5 separate regions of the Homo sapiens genome follow, and all the other regions are linked to region 5. A link is a contact called in ENCODE Hi-C data. All regions are on one chromosome and are shown on one strand. The core of a region is the stretch at or near the end of the contact, and the rest is flanking DNA. Distances in the headings are between cores, read along the strand shown.

Region 1 (2,700 bases), core at 93-2,592, 1.3 Mb before region 5:
CCGTACTCAACTGTCACATTCTTATGGAATACAATTTTTACAGATTGTATACAATTTGCATGTGAAATTCTGCTTACTTTTTGACTAGGTATGCCACTAATGGGTATGTTTAATAAAGATATTTTATACTTCAGATGTACAGACCAGGTCCGGTTAATTTTAGCCAACAATGTATTGTTGAAAAAGACGCTGATATTTTACTGCGGCAAACCACCATTAACATAAATTTTAACCACAGTTTGAGTATTTTATTAGGAATAAGCCTTGAAACTTGAATAGGACTAGTATTCCTAACAATTTACCGTTTCATAATAAAGGCTGTCTCACTCTTAAGTGGAAAACGTATTATGTCCTACTTTTATAAACTTTGGTTGAACTAAATAAAACAGCAACATGTACCCAACGTTTTTAGACTGTTTTATTCAGTACCATAAACATTCACTAAACTATACAGAGCTAAAATCATGCAAAAGATTGCAAAACAAACTGCCTTGGGAAATTTCCAGTCTAAGCTAAATGGACCAAGTATAGGATTGAATTTTAAGAAGTTGGTGGGAAGATTCCAGCTCTTGTACTCACAGGTAAGGTCCTAGGATTCTATTTGTTGAAGTGTCTGCAGACCCTCTCCCTACAGCAGGGGCGTGGAGCAAATGTGCATTCAGGAAGTGCTTATTAGTCCCCCCAAAACCTTTTTCGTGACGACAGACGGATGGAGGCCTCAGACGACTCCGGCAGTAGGACCCTGAACCAAATGCCTGAGCTGCGCTCGAAAGGCTCGTCTCGCAGGAGCTGGCGAGTGGCACGGGCTTCGGTGGCCGGGCTCGGGGCTCGGGGCTCGGGGCCCGGGGCCGGGGGGGGCGGGGGGTCCGTGCCCAGGGCACTCTGTGGCTCGATTCATGTCCCCGCCCTCCCACCTGAGCACACTGGGCAGAGAGCCTGCGGCATCGGGCCAGTCGCGCCTCCTCGTCCGCCCTGGGCAGGTCGCTGGGCCCCAGGCCGCTTTCTACAGCTCCTTTAATAAAATGGACAGCAGGGGTCCTAACCAGACGTGGGCATCAAGACAAAGGAGGCGGCCAGACGCGCTTGAGGGCCTGCTCGCTAGCTCCCGCCCCCCCATTCCGCGGTCACCCGGGGACAGAGGCCAGGCCGGACTGGGTGGAGTTGGGACTCATACGTCTGCGTCCAGGAAGGCGCCGGGCGAGCCCCAGCTAGACGTGACGGGCGGGGCCGAACACGGCAGCGGACCAGAGGCCCGCGGCGCACCGGCGTGGGGCGGGGCAAGCGGAGCCTCCCGGGATGCCGCGCGGCAGCCGGCTTCCGGCTGTGGGTGGTGCGGGGGACAGCGGCGGCCGGAAGCTGGCTGAGCCGGCCTTTGGTAACGCCACCTGCACTTCTGGGGGCGTCGAGCCTGGCGGTAGAATCTTCCCAGTAGGCGGCGCGGGAGGGAAAAGAGGATTGAGGGGCTAGGCCGGGCGGATCCCGTCCTCCCCCGATGTGAGCAGTTTTCCGAAACCCCGTCAGGCGAAGGCTGCCCAGAGAGGTGGAGTCGGTAGCGGGGCCGGGAACATGAGGCAGTCTCTCCTATTCCTGACCAGCGTGGTTCCTTTCGTGCTGGCGCCGCGACCTCCGGATGACCCGGGCTTCGGCCCCCACCAGAGACTCGGTAAAGACCCAGGGGAGTTGGCTTAGGCCGGCGCCTGGAGCGCTCGTTTGAGGGAAGAGCAGGGGAGCTGGGTCTATCAGGTGTTTGGGGGCGGGGTATTGGCGATGGTGGCGCGTCCCTAAGTTTTCAGTGTAGAAGGGGGTGTGGCTCTCGGAGTTTGGGGAAAGAATAAAGGAGATGGGCCTGTCTCTGAGTGGGAAAGGGCTACTGGACGGGCTCCATGTAGTGACTGAGCGCCTGAGAGGGGTTTGCTCCCTAGCTTTGTGTTCGGGGAGGGTGTTGGGAAAGCGGTAAGGAGTAGGGTGGCTGGATCTTGTTTGGAGAGGGAGATGTGGTCAGGGTTCTTGCCTTAGTAGGGAACAAATCTAGTGTTGTGTGTTCCTACCAGAGCCAGAAAGGAAGGGCCCAAAGCTCCAGAATTCTTCCTGGTCCTCGAAGGAGGGAACTAGAATTTCTGCTGTAGGAGGTACTTATGCAGTAATCTCGTTGGGAGGCGGAGACTGGAGTTGGAGTCTTAAGAGTTGTGTTTTTGCGAACATCCTAAGCACGTTCTTGGTTATTTCAATTGTAGCTTATTGGAGGTGCTTGGGAGATGGGGGGAGGCGGAAACCTGGTAAGCCAACTCGTGATGCTGCCACTATGAATGCTTTCCTTGCACTTTTAAACAAAGAAATTATCAAGAGTGACGAGTTTGATGAATTTAGAGGCTAGAAAGTAGAGGGTTCCTATTTCATTAGATTTTCCAGAGAGATTGGATTTTAAGGATGGAGATGCATTAAGGGATCTGAACTTTGGTGGAAGTAAGTTTGCGTGAACTTTTAGTGTATTTTAAAATCCTTTTATCTTTCAAAAATTGACGTGTAAGATACTTTAATTAGTAATAAAGTGTGAAATAATGTTTTCCCAGTGTGTGAAATTGTAGGCTTGCATGGTTGTACTGGTTCCCAAATTTCACCATGATACCATGTGTAGTATTTTTTTTCTTTATATTTAGTGGACAGAAATTGTAATGGATTGGTATGGATACTAAAGGTGTT
Region 2 (2,700 bases), core at 108-2,607, 1.2 Mb before region 5:
TTTATCTCTTTTGACTATTTTTCTATTGAATTTGTCTTTCTAACTACTGAATTGTAGCAGTGCTTAGTATATTAAGGAGATTGGTTCATTGTCATGTGGTTATTTTAGGCAAATTTTTAATGCAAATTAATTTTTCCTAGCTATTGCAATTATCCTTAGGTTATTTTTTAATGACTTCTTTTTATTCGATTTTATGTCAGAATATTATAGTATTGGTTATTAGCTTTCAACTTACACCAAATTTGAGCAGATTGGTAATATTAATAGCTACAGTTAATCAGGTACTTATTTTCTGTAATTTACTGGCATTTTACATAAGTTATCTCTAAAAGTGATTCCTTTTTTGAAGGAACAAAAAAAAAAAAATTAAGGCTTAGACAGCTTAGTAACTTGCCCAAGATTACTCAGCTAGTAAATGACAGATACAAGATTTGAACAAAGGTTGGACTCCAAAACTTGTGTTATTTCTGCTATACTGGTGGAGAGTTTGGTGAAGAAGTGGATATAGTAGCAAGAAATAAGTAGGAGCGAAGGAAGAGTGAGGAAACTATAAAATGAAAAGAACTCAAAGTTTAGCTTTTTGGGTTTCTTTGGATTTGAAGTGGCCTGTAGAATCCGTATTCTAGAGGCAAAAACTTCCATAGCCTTACATATTTCTCTTTCAAGTTTCGTAGATGACATTGATTCCCTAAGAAAATATTAAATCGTAGCCACTTGTTATCTTTTCTCTGTGTAAGAAAGCAGGGAAGTATGTAATTTATTTTACAAAGTTTCCATACTAAATATTTAATGGGAAATTTATCTAACAGTCTATGGAATTTTATACCAGGTGTTTTAAAATAGGTTATTTCCTTTAATCCCCAAAACCGTTCAGTTATTAGGTGATATTATTTCCATTTGTAGATAAATACTTAGGATTCAAAGATTGAGGCCAAGGTCGGACAGTGAGTAAATGAAAGTAGGACTTAAGCCAAGTTTGTCAGACTCCAAAGCCCATACCCTTTCTTTTCTATCATATTGCGTCATTAAAGTTTAAAACAAGAACAAAAACAAAGATAGCTGAAGTAATCAGTTTGTATCAGGGCTGAATTAACTCTATGAAACCCCTCATTACTTGATGGTAAATGAGAAGATTCCGTTTTTCGATAGCAGTGGAAGGCAAAGTAATTTAAACCAAGATCATTGCATTAAATTTGGATGTAACTATTAGAGGTTGAAAAAGCATAGAAACACTGAGAGGTTGTATGAAGAGTTGAAGTAACTTAAGAAAAAAAGAAACTTGTTTAAAATTTGCCTTACAAGTTTCATTTCCTTTTTGTTATAAATCAAGAAATTATCAGCTAGGCGTGGTGACTCACACATGTAATCCCAGCACTTTGGGAGGCCGAGCTGGATGGATCATGAGGTCATGAGGTCAGGAGATCGAGACCATCCTGGCTAACACGGTGAAACCCCGTCTCTACTAAAAATACAAAAAATTAGCCAGGCGTGGTAGCAGGCGCCTGTAGTCCCAGCTATTTGGGAGGCTGAGGCAGGGGAATGGCGTGAACCCAGGAGGTGGAGCTTGCAGTTAGCCGAGATTGCGCCACTGCACTCCAGCCTGGGCGACAGAGTGAGACTCCGTCTCAAAAAAAAAAAAAAATCAAGAAATTATCTTATTTTTAAATAACGAAAAAGCTGCGGAGTATATACTGTTTTGATACTTTTTTGATGTTGCCTGAATTTTTTTGGAAAAAGTTAAATGTTTCTCCTAAAAGTGAAATATATCAGATTACTTGAGAAGGTCTAGAACTGATAAAGAAATGAAAGTGATATACCTGACTAAATGGACCATTAAAAATGGTTAGGGTAATAATGTTAATTCAAACTGGTTAGCTGGTCTTTAGTTACTGTAAATTCTTAAGTCAAAAGTCAGAAAGATAAAACGTTAAAGAAATCTGTAAGAAAATGACTTCACATAATTTTGGGAGGATAAAGTAAAAGAAATTTTGACATTCTGTTGGACGTTTTATAACTCAAAAGCTAATATTGGAAAATCAAAAAACATGAATTTTATAATCGCTTGGTCTTTATCTTTAGAAAAGATTCTTAATGTAGCAAATGAAAAATGCAATTCCACTGATTTCTTTCTGAAAAGAACATTAAGTAATGTTGCAACTCTTAGCTTTAAAACAAAATAATAAGACATTTATAATAAGTATGCTTTTGAAAGTTCTCAGCATAACTGGAGGGAAAAATCATAACTGAGAATGTGTGGGAAGATATGTTTTAGGATAGCAGAAGAAAATGTTCCAAGGATTTACGAAATAATGTTCTATTGTCTTTTCCCTTTGACCATTAAAAAACCACAAGCAAACTAAAATTACCTTGTTATGCTCAAAAAGTTAAAAATATTTGTTGCCATGGAGATAGTCCCAGTCTAGATTTCTTTCCGGTAGTTTAAAGACTTTTGCAATCCCATGGGGAAGTAATATATTTTCAGTACAACAGCTGACAAAATTTGTTTCTGTGGGTGAGATGAATAATATACCTTTCTTTGTCTTTGGTGTTCATGGACACATTGAAAGACTATAAATAATACTTGAGAAAGTCTTGCTCACCACTCCTAGTTTTCATGTAAGGATGGAAAGTCATAGAAAACAAAAAGAATAGTAAGCCAATTAAAGAACTGGACTGAAACTCAACAAAAAGAATAGTAAG
Region 3 (2,700 bases), core at 181-2,680, 2.0 Mb after region 5:
CTGTTTCATAAATGTCATGCCACCAGGAAAATGGCTAGTTGAATCAGATATACTTGAGAATACTTGCAGAGGTCTATACATGTGTTCTGTTGGAAAAACTGGACTAGTGGGGTAAGAATGGGGGTTCCTCCTTCCACCTCCAGGTAATTCAGAGGGTTCTCTGCCAATAACTTTTTCCTAACTGAATCTATTGTAACTCAGAATATTTTTTTTTTCTAAGAGTAAAGTTTTGGGCCAAGTCCTACTTTTTGGTGGGAATATCTGTGGACAAGTGGAATCTTGAGTCTTCTCTTAAAACTAATTACTTGGCTATTGTCCTTTCTACACAAATGCAGGGAGAGCCCTGTGCTACTGTTACAATGATGTCTCCTTATTGGGCTGAAAGCACTGTATGAACCATCTTGTCAAAAGTGCTAATGAGTGTATATTTATATTTTCAGGAGAGTATCAAGGGTTCTTTCTTCCCTTGATCTTTTGCACAGAATTAAATAAAACACACCTGGGAAACATACTTATAGAACAAGGTTGAATTTTCTCTATTTAAAAATTGATTTGAGAAAGAAAAGCATTTAAGAAGGAAAGAAAAATAAAATCAAGGAGTTGATTTGAATTAGAATAAAGAATATTGTCCTGAACGTCAGATCACATGTGCTTGATGATCAGCTCACCTCTGCCCTTTTAAAGGCTTTGTTTCTAGGATATCAAGATGCATCAGACGCCATGTCAAAGGCTCCCAGAATTTGAGACTTACATCTCAAAGGCTGTCACATCCCCTGTCCTGCAGATTTCTTATAGAGAACAATACCTGCCTTATAAGACTGGTTCTGGTAAGTCCTTTAATTTTTGGTGTCCAATCAGTTACTAGTAGATGCCAAACCTTGAGTTCATGTTTTAGTTACAGACTTCAGCTCATACTTTCTCAATTATAACACTAAGAATCGTCCTTTGGATAATAACGCTTATATCAAACCTAGAGACTACGTAAGCACAACTTTTCTCTTTTACTGTTCTATTCACAGTTAAAATATCTTTGTGTGTGTGTGTGTGTGTGTGAGAGAGAGAGAGAGAGAGAGGTGGGATAGAGAGAGAGGGACAGAATGAGAACAAATCTGGATTTGTCAAGGAAAAAAATGTTCCATGGCAAAGGAACCATGAGTTGACCAATGGGTACCGATATCTACTGTACACAAAGGATCGAAGCCAGTCCTGAGGGCTAGACGGGAGAAAACATCATAGTGACCCTAACCTGTATTTAAATGTATCCCGTAGAAGTTAGCTAGACTGCAGCCAGAGCAATACAGTGAGTAATCACCAAGTCATGTTTCTGAACTCACATGACTCCTCTGAAACATGTGGTGAAGATATTTGAGGCATTATCAAACACCTGCAGATTTTCAGTTCCTCATTTCTTGCTCATGTGATTTATTAACAGTTCTGCTAATGCAGATAGAATGCAGCCTCAAATTACAGCAGAGGAGAGGGTTGAATGCTGTGCAGCCTATGCTATTCAGAGTGCAGAATATCTGCAACCTAGTTGATCATTTTTGAATCATCAGCTCCATCTTTTTGTTAAATTAACAATTTAACAGCTGCTTTCATCAAAGTTCTTTTGTGTCTACCAACACGATACTGTAATTTTTTTTCCTAAATGCAATTTCCAAGATCATTTCTGTCTTTTCAGTCCCAGATTACTGATTTGCATGTTTGATCAATTTGTATACAAATGTTCAAGAATTTATAAACCATCTAGGGAGCATGAAACACCCTCTAGAGCTCTAGAGAATAATTTGATCCATCTCATCATTCACTTACTTAAATTTCTTTTTCATTAAGAACAGGTGATGAATGAAGGCAGTAAAATATGACTGAGCTTAGGTATACTGTTTCCTAAATAGGAAATATTGTAAACCAAAAGATTTTCACAAAATTCTAGTAAGTGGGAATATTGAAAATTGAGTCAGATTTGTCATAGAAAACATATTTTTTTCTTTTTACCTTTTGTGTTAGTCGGCTTGGGTCACCATACCAAAATACTATACAATGGGTGGCTTAAACAACAGAAATTTATTTCTCACACTTCCAGAGGCTGGGAAATTCAAGATCGAGTTGCTAGCCAATTTGTTCTCTGTCAGGGCCTCCTTCTTGTTTTGTAGATGGGCACCTTTTTGTGACATCCTTGGTGCATGCAGGCACACACACACACACACACACACACACAGAGAAAATGTTCAGGTGTTTCTTCCATTGGACCAGAGCCCAGGACCTCATCTAAACCTACTTATTTCCCCAAGGTCCCATCTGCAAACACTGTCGCATCAGGGGTTAGGACTTCAAAGGATACAATTTGTTTGCAACATCTTTTATAACAACTCAGTCTGCAACACTTCTCATATCTCCAACAATATTTAGGCTTTAATTTATTTTAAAATCATATTTCTAAGCTATATGCATAATAGTACAGCCTGAATGTCTTGAGCTCAAAAGAAGACCTTTAGAAAACAATGCACCTAGATTTTCAAGGAAAATCTATGCTACGTTTGTGGCAGAAGCCACTTGAATTGGCTGATACAAGTTTCTTTCTTGGCTACTGGATCTCATTAGAACCAGCTTCTCCAGATTGGAATGACCTCCTTAAGGGCCCTGAGTATCATCTTCTGTGTCTAGTTAAATTGAGGAGGAGGCACAACCTACTACGTAGCC
Region 4 (2,700 bases), core at 152-2,651, 1.4 Mb before region 5:
AAGCATGCTTGGTGGCAGATGTGCTACCCCTCAATAAGAAAGGTGTTTTGTTTATTTGGTTTTTGTTTTGAGATGGAGTCTTGCTCTGTCTTCTAGGCTCACTGCAACCTCTGCCTCCCAGGCTCAAGTGATTTTCGTGCCTCAGCACCCCAAGTAGCTGGGACTACAGGCGTGCACCACCACACGCAGCTAATTTTTGTATTTTTAGCAGAGATGGGGTTTCGCCATGTTGGCCAGGATGGTCTCAAACTCCCGACCTCAAGTCTATCCGCCGATCTCGACCTCCTGAAGTGCTGGGATTACAGGCGTGAGCCACCGTGCGCAGCCAATAAGAAAGTTTTTAAAAAGGGAAGTCATTATCCACTCCTCTCAGTCAGATGCATTGGCTTCTGGCTGTCTGGGTTGTCTAGAAGCAGATTCCGTGCAGGCTGAGCACAGCAGGGAAAGGGCTCCGTTAGATGGGGGTTGAGTCTTTGTTTCACACTGACTCATCCCTGCATCCTGAGGCTGTTGACTGTGTAGACTCAGCCCTGGCATAGGTGAACTGGGGTCAGGCCTGTGGTTCTCACTTGTAAATCTGAGATAATCTATAAATGGTTTTCTCTCTGGTTTTCTTTCCCAGTAGAAGCGGTTCTTTTGTTTTGTTTCTTGTTCTTTGTTTTGTTTTTTTTGTTTTTTTTTGGAGACAGAGTCTCACACTGTCACCCAGGCTGGAGTGCAATGGTGCAATCTCGGCCCACTGCAACCTCCGCCTCCGGGTTCAAGCGATTCTCCTGCCTCAGCCTCCTGAGTAGATGGGACTATAAGCGCACGCCACCACGACCAGCTAATTTTTTATATTTTTAGCAGAGACAGTATTTCACTATGTTGGCCAGGCTGGTCTCGAACTCCTGACTTCATGATCTGCCCACCTCAGCCTCCTAAAGTGCTGGGATTACAGGCATGAGCCACCACACCCAGCCTAGTAGAAGCAGTTCTTACAGAAAAGTTTCTATTTGCAAGAGAGGTGACTCAAAACTTGATAATTGATTTTGTTTTGCTGTAAATGTCTTTAAACATTTTTAAAAACCCTCTAGAACTTTGGAGGGGGAGGCTTCCCTGCCTGGGGCTGCAGACTGTGGTGGGGGCTGCCAGTCACATCAGTGGGGGCTGGGCACACCCAGGACCCTCCAAGGGCTCATTTCTTACCCCAGGGTCAGGGTAAGCATCTTTGGTGACCACAGTCAAGGTGGGCTGGAGCCATAGGTTCTATTTTATTCTGAAACATGCCTGTGAAGTGCACCCGGCCTGGGGAGTTGGAATTACTCATGCCCAGTCAGTCAGCTACTGAAGATAAAAATCAGAACAAAAACTAAAGATGCTTGGGGTTGTGGCGTGGTTGAATAGCTAAGTCACACTTCATCTTCTTCCACTCTCAGCTCAAAGATCGAAGGAAGACCAGAGTCTGACAGTCATCGAGTCTGACGCACTCCCACTGCAGCAAAAGTTTGAATTCCCCTCTCCAGCATTCTGGCCACCGAGTGGTCCCTGCTGTCCTTGAGGGTCTTTGGTGACAAGGAACTCACCTTCCAGGGAAGCCTCTTCCACCCTGGGACAATTCAGATTATGAAAGGACACTCAGATACAGAGCTGAAACTCTCTACCTAATTGTTCCTTTTGGGTTTCACAGAAAAAAAGAAAAAAAAATTTTTTTTTGAGACAGGGTCTGGCTCTGTCACCCAGGCTGGAGTGCAGTGGCATGCTGTCAGCTCACTGCAACCTCCGCCTCTCTGGCTCAAGCAATTCTCGGGCCTCAGCCTCCCAAGCTGGGACTACAGGCACACCCCACCCCACCCAGCTGATTTGTTGTATTTTCAGTAGAGATGGGGTTTCGCCATGTTGGCCAGCCTGGTCTCGAACTCCTGGCCTCAAGTTGATCTGCCCACCTCAGCCTCCCAAAGTTCTGGGATTACAGTTGTGAGCCACCATGCCTGGCTGGGAAAAAATTTTTTTTGTTCTTCTTTCAATGGACAGTTCTTCGAATATCTGATAACAGTTTTCAGAGTCTCCTCCAAGCTATAGCCTCAGTCCTTCAGGTAACCCCTGTGACGTGTCTCGAACCTCCCCAGCAGCCCTAGTGGCTCCCTCTGCATGCAGTCCAGGCTGTCCCCATCTCTCTTAAAGCCTGTGAGCACAAAAGTCCAGTTTTCCGGGTAAGCAGCCTGTGGCTGCTAATACTGCATGGTGCTTGGCATCACGTAGGCAGCCATAGCACTGTGGAAGAAAGGAGAGAAGTGGAGTAGAGAAGACAGGAGGGAGAGTGGGAAAGAAAGGGAAGATGAAAGAAAAGGAAGGAGGGAGGGTAGATGGCTTTCAGCCAACATCTGCATGTCACTTCTAGCAGAGTTGCTGCTGTTGCCGTCTCCCCTGCCTGGGCTGGGCTGGACTGGGCTGTCCCAGACCCTGTCCCCAGATGCCCCCACAAACTTGCTGCTATTCAAAAGGCTGGCTCTCATGGAGTCCTCAGCATACCTGCTCCTGCTCCTTCTCCTGGAGAACTGGGCCCTGGAGAGAGCACAGCACACAGAGGCAGCTAGGAAAGCTGACAGCCTCCCCGCCCCATTCAGCACCGTACCCCAGTACTTAGAGCTGGGGCCCCAGGAGGGATGCAGAGGTCCAAGTTTGGGCTCCAGAAGCTGCTGGCCCAAGGCAGTCAGTGGC
Region 5 (2,700 bases), core at 1-2,500:
ACCTTTTGGTGCTACCATGCTATGCATTGAGGGTCCAGGATGTGTAAGGCACTAGCACAGCACCTGAGATATTTTTGAGTGGTGGGGCAGAGAATGTGGTACAAAAAGATGAATGAGGCTGGATGCAGTGGCTCACGCCTGTAATCACAGTGCTTTGGGAGGCTGAGTGGGGAGTATTGCTTGAGGCCAGGAGTTTGAGACAGCACTGAGGGTCCAGGATGTGTAAGGCACTAGTACAGCACCTGAGATATTTCTGAGTGGTGGGACAGAGAATATGGTACAAAAAGATGAATGAGACTGGATGCAGTGGCTCACGCCTGTAATCACAGTGCTTTGGGAGGCTGAGGGGGGAGGATCGCTTGAGGCCAGGAGTTTGAGACCAGCCTGGTCAACACAGCAAGATTCTGTTTCTTACATTAAAAACAGCAACAACAACAACAACAACAACAACAACAAACAACCACCCATGAACAAGATCTAAGGAGTGCAGGGAAGGCAGTGGGTGCCTCTCAGCACACAGTGAGGCTGGTGCGCTGAGAGGTTTCCCCTCATTGGGATTTCTTTGTTCTCTTTGCTATTCCTCCCATTCAAGCAACCCTTTCTCTGCTCTTCCCTAGGTAAGGGGTGTGAGAGCAGAAAGACAAGCAGTCCTCTTTCGGCTGCAGTGACCATTGGGGTGCTCTGCCCAGGTCTCCCCGCTAGCTGCAGTGACAGTTGATGATGGCCATGGCAGAGCCCGCACTGGATGCCCCCTCCTGCTGCAGGGAATGGCCTCTTTTCAGGTCATATCCCCCAGGTTCTGAAACTGACCGAGGAAGGAACGCAAAGGCTCGGCCCTCTTGCCTCAACTTGGGACAACTCTGATGGGCCGTCCCAGCTCGAGAGCGCCACTTAGGATTGGCTGGGGGTGGCTCCAAGTGTAGCCTCGTTGCAGCCAGCTTCAGCTTCTGCAGCATCCTGCCTTTCTCACTTCTTTACAGGAGAATCTCCCGAGAACACCCTCTGATCAGCACTCTGCATGCAATTTCCATCTCAGACTCTGTTTCTAGGAAGACTTTCAGGCAGCTGACACTGGACGTGGTTGTGAGTTGCAGGCCCTAATGAAAAATTGGAGAGGAAGCAGGTGGCCGGCTGATGAAATGATAACCAGAAGGCCTGTGGGCTTGGGTGGCTGAGGCTGAGGCTACTGAGTGTTGAAGAGAGAGAGGCAGAGGCGCAGGATGACTCATCACTGGTTTCAGGCAAACTGTGAAAGCCAGAGCACTTCCTTGGCAGCATTTAAGAAAACCCCGATGATCTGCAGCTGGAAGGCAGGTTGGCTGGAGGACCAGTCTGAACCCTGAGTAGGTTAAGTTCTCAGTCCTTCAGACACAGGGCTCTAATGGGAAAGAGGTGAGACCCTTACACTTAGGGTGGGAGCCCTGGACAGTTGGGAACCCTGAACACTTACATGCCCCTGAGTCCCCTGGGCCTGCAGAAATGGCCTATTTCTCATGTCATGTAGAAGATTGTAGACTGCTTGAACCTGGGAGGCGGAGCTTGCAGTGAGCCCAGATTGCACCATTGCACTCCAGCCTGGGCAACAGAGCGAGACTCGGTCAAAAAAAAAAAAAAAAAAAAGCAAGACTTTCCTTTTCTGAAGATCATACAGAGGTCTCAAATGAGGTAGGTATCATACAAGACAATGCTTGACCCATCAGGATCTACCCTCATCTTTCCTGTTGGCAAAACCAAAGAATAACAAGAACCAAATCTCAGCACAGCCCGACTGGGGATGAGCTGGGCTGGCTTGGCCAAAAGGGGATATCAGGTGAAGGAGCTGTGGGGTCGAGCTAATATGTTGCAGAGGACCTGGGAATATATTCATGGGATTGGATCAAAGAGTGTAGATATAAAATCGAATAAGGTTGAGTTTATTGAGAGGGAGCAATCTAGGTGGTACAGGATTAAGCATCTTGGTCAAGATCCCTGGAGAGAATGCTAAGACTCAACTCAGATGTTGCTTAAAAGCCTAGAGAAAGCAGTGACCCACACTCAGGCAGATGGTGGAGAGAGGGACCAAATGGCTCAGAGAAGTGGCCATGCTGGAGTGGACATGCTAGCATCCATGGTGCTGACTATCTTCACGAGATGGCCTGGAGGACTTCCCATGTACAAAGGAATGCACTGGTGAGAGTGGCCCCAAAGTCACTGAGCTCAGGAATGGCTGTGCTCTATGTGCCAGAGCTGATGACAGATGATGAAATCACAGAACTGGCTCCTGGTAGCAACGGGGATGACAGGATCCTGGGATTACAAAGGCCAGGTGGTATGCTCACCATTGGATGCAAGGCAGAGGCCATGATCACAATGAGAGGCAAGATCAGTGGGGCACCCAGGGGGTTCCTGCCCTGCAGAGAGCTCTCAATAGGCTCATTGTTTTAGGAAGGAGATAGATGGGCACCCAACAAGGGCAATGCTTAATTTCTACAAGAAAGCACGTGTGGATTACCAGGAGGTACAAAAGTCAGGATCTTTTGCCTAGTTTCTTGAATGGAGCTAATTCTCAGCCCCAGAATCTGTTGACTGAAGGAGGAGCAGAGCTCTTCCCAGGAAGGATGGTACCATATTACAGCAGGTGCATTCAGCAATAATTCCCCCACTTCTCTCCTAAAGGTATCTAGGACATTTATTTAGGCAAATGCACACTGGGGAAAGACG

The links. Hi-C counts contacts between places; a loop is a spot of excess contacts on that map. Pooled maps may share reads with other maps.
Region 1: a loop to region 5 is called in a pooled map, with 5 times the contacts of the local background. The contact joins the promoter of ADAM17 here to the enhancer-like site in region 5. A Hi-C loop is called at or near these places in 3 of 37 single-sample maps with no recorded cell type and 5 of 50 pooled maps.
Region 2: a map with no recorded cell type shows a loop between it and region 5 (5-fold over the local background). The contact joins two enhancer-like sites. A Hi-C loop is called at or near these places in 2 of 37 single-sample maps with no recorded cell type and 2 of 50 pooled maps.
Region 3: a pooled map shows a loop between it and region 5 (9-fold over the local background). The contact joins two enhancer-like sites. A Hi-C loop is called at or near these places in 7 of 37 single-sample maps with no recorded cell type and 3 of 50 pooled maps.
Region 4: a loop to region 5 is called in a map with no recorded cell type, with 11 times the contacts of the local background. The contact joins two enhancer-like sites. A Hi-C loop is called at or near these places in 2 of 37 single-sample maps with no recorded cell type and 3 of 50 pooled maps.

Annotation. Positions count from the first base shown.
Region 1 is chr2:9,554,472-9,557,171 of GRCh38, reverse strand. ADAM17 (ADAM metallopeptidase domain 17) reads left to right here and starts at 1,342. Exons shown (of 19, transcript NM_003183.6): 1 at 1,342-1,663. The coding sequence starts at 1,567. RefSeq lists silencers at 418-712, 684-903, 1,134-1,423, 2,038-2,332.
Region 2 is chr2:9,538,053-9,540,752 of GRCh38, reverse strand. The region is part of intron 2 of ADAM17 (ADAM metallopeptidase domain 17); the gene reads left to right. Among named protein-coding and RNA genes, the nearest start is that of ADAM17, 16 kb to the left of the region's middle. Within about 2 kb of position 1,357, at least 14 of the 41 ENCODE cell types and tissues checked have a DNase peak (open chromatin) inside an H3K27ac peak, as active enhancers do.
Region 3 is chr2:6,344,406-6,347,105 of GRCh38, reverse strand. No RefSeq gene overlaps it. Among named protein-coding and RNA genes, the nearest start is that of LINC01247, 30 kb to the left of the region's middle. RefSeq lists enhancers at 857-906, 1,387-1,436. Within about 2 kb of position 1,430, at least 2 of the 41 ENCODE cell types and tissues checked have a DNase peak (open chromatin) inside an H3K27ac peak, as active enhancers do.
Region 4 is chr2:9,654,317-9,657,016 of GRCh38, reverse strand. The region is part of intron 3 of LOC105373418 (a long non-coding RNA gene); the gene reads right to left. Among named protein-coding and RNA genes, the nearest start is that of YWHAQ, 25 kb to the right of the region's middle. RefSeq lists enhancers at 59-228, 186-687, 739-838, 1,469-1,708, 2,032-2,141. Within about 2 kb of position 1,401, at least 6 of the 41 ENCODE cell types and tissues checked have a DNase peak (open chromatin) inside an H3K27ac peak, as active enhancers do.
Region 5 is chr2:8,300,706-8,303,405 of GRCh38, reverse strand. The region is part of intron 2 of LINC00299 (long intergenic non-protein coding RNA 299); the gene reads left to right. Among named protein-coding and RNA genes, the nearest start is that of LINC00299, 26 kb to the left of the region's middle. RefSeq lists enhancers at 1,015-1,074, 2,180-2,700. Within about 2 kb of position 1,250, at least 17 of the 41 ENCODE cell types and tissues checked have a DNase peak (open chromatin) inside an H3K27ac peak, as active enhancers do.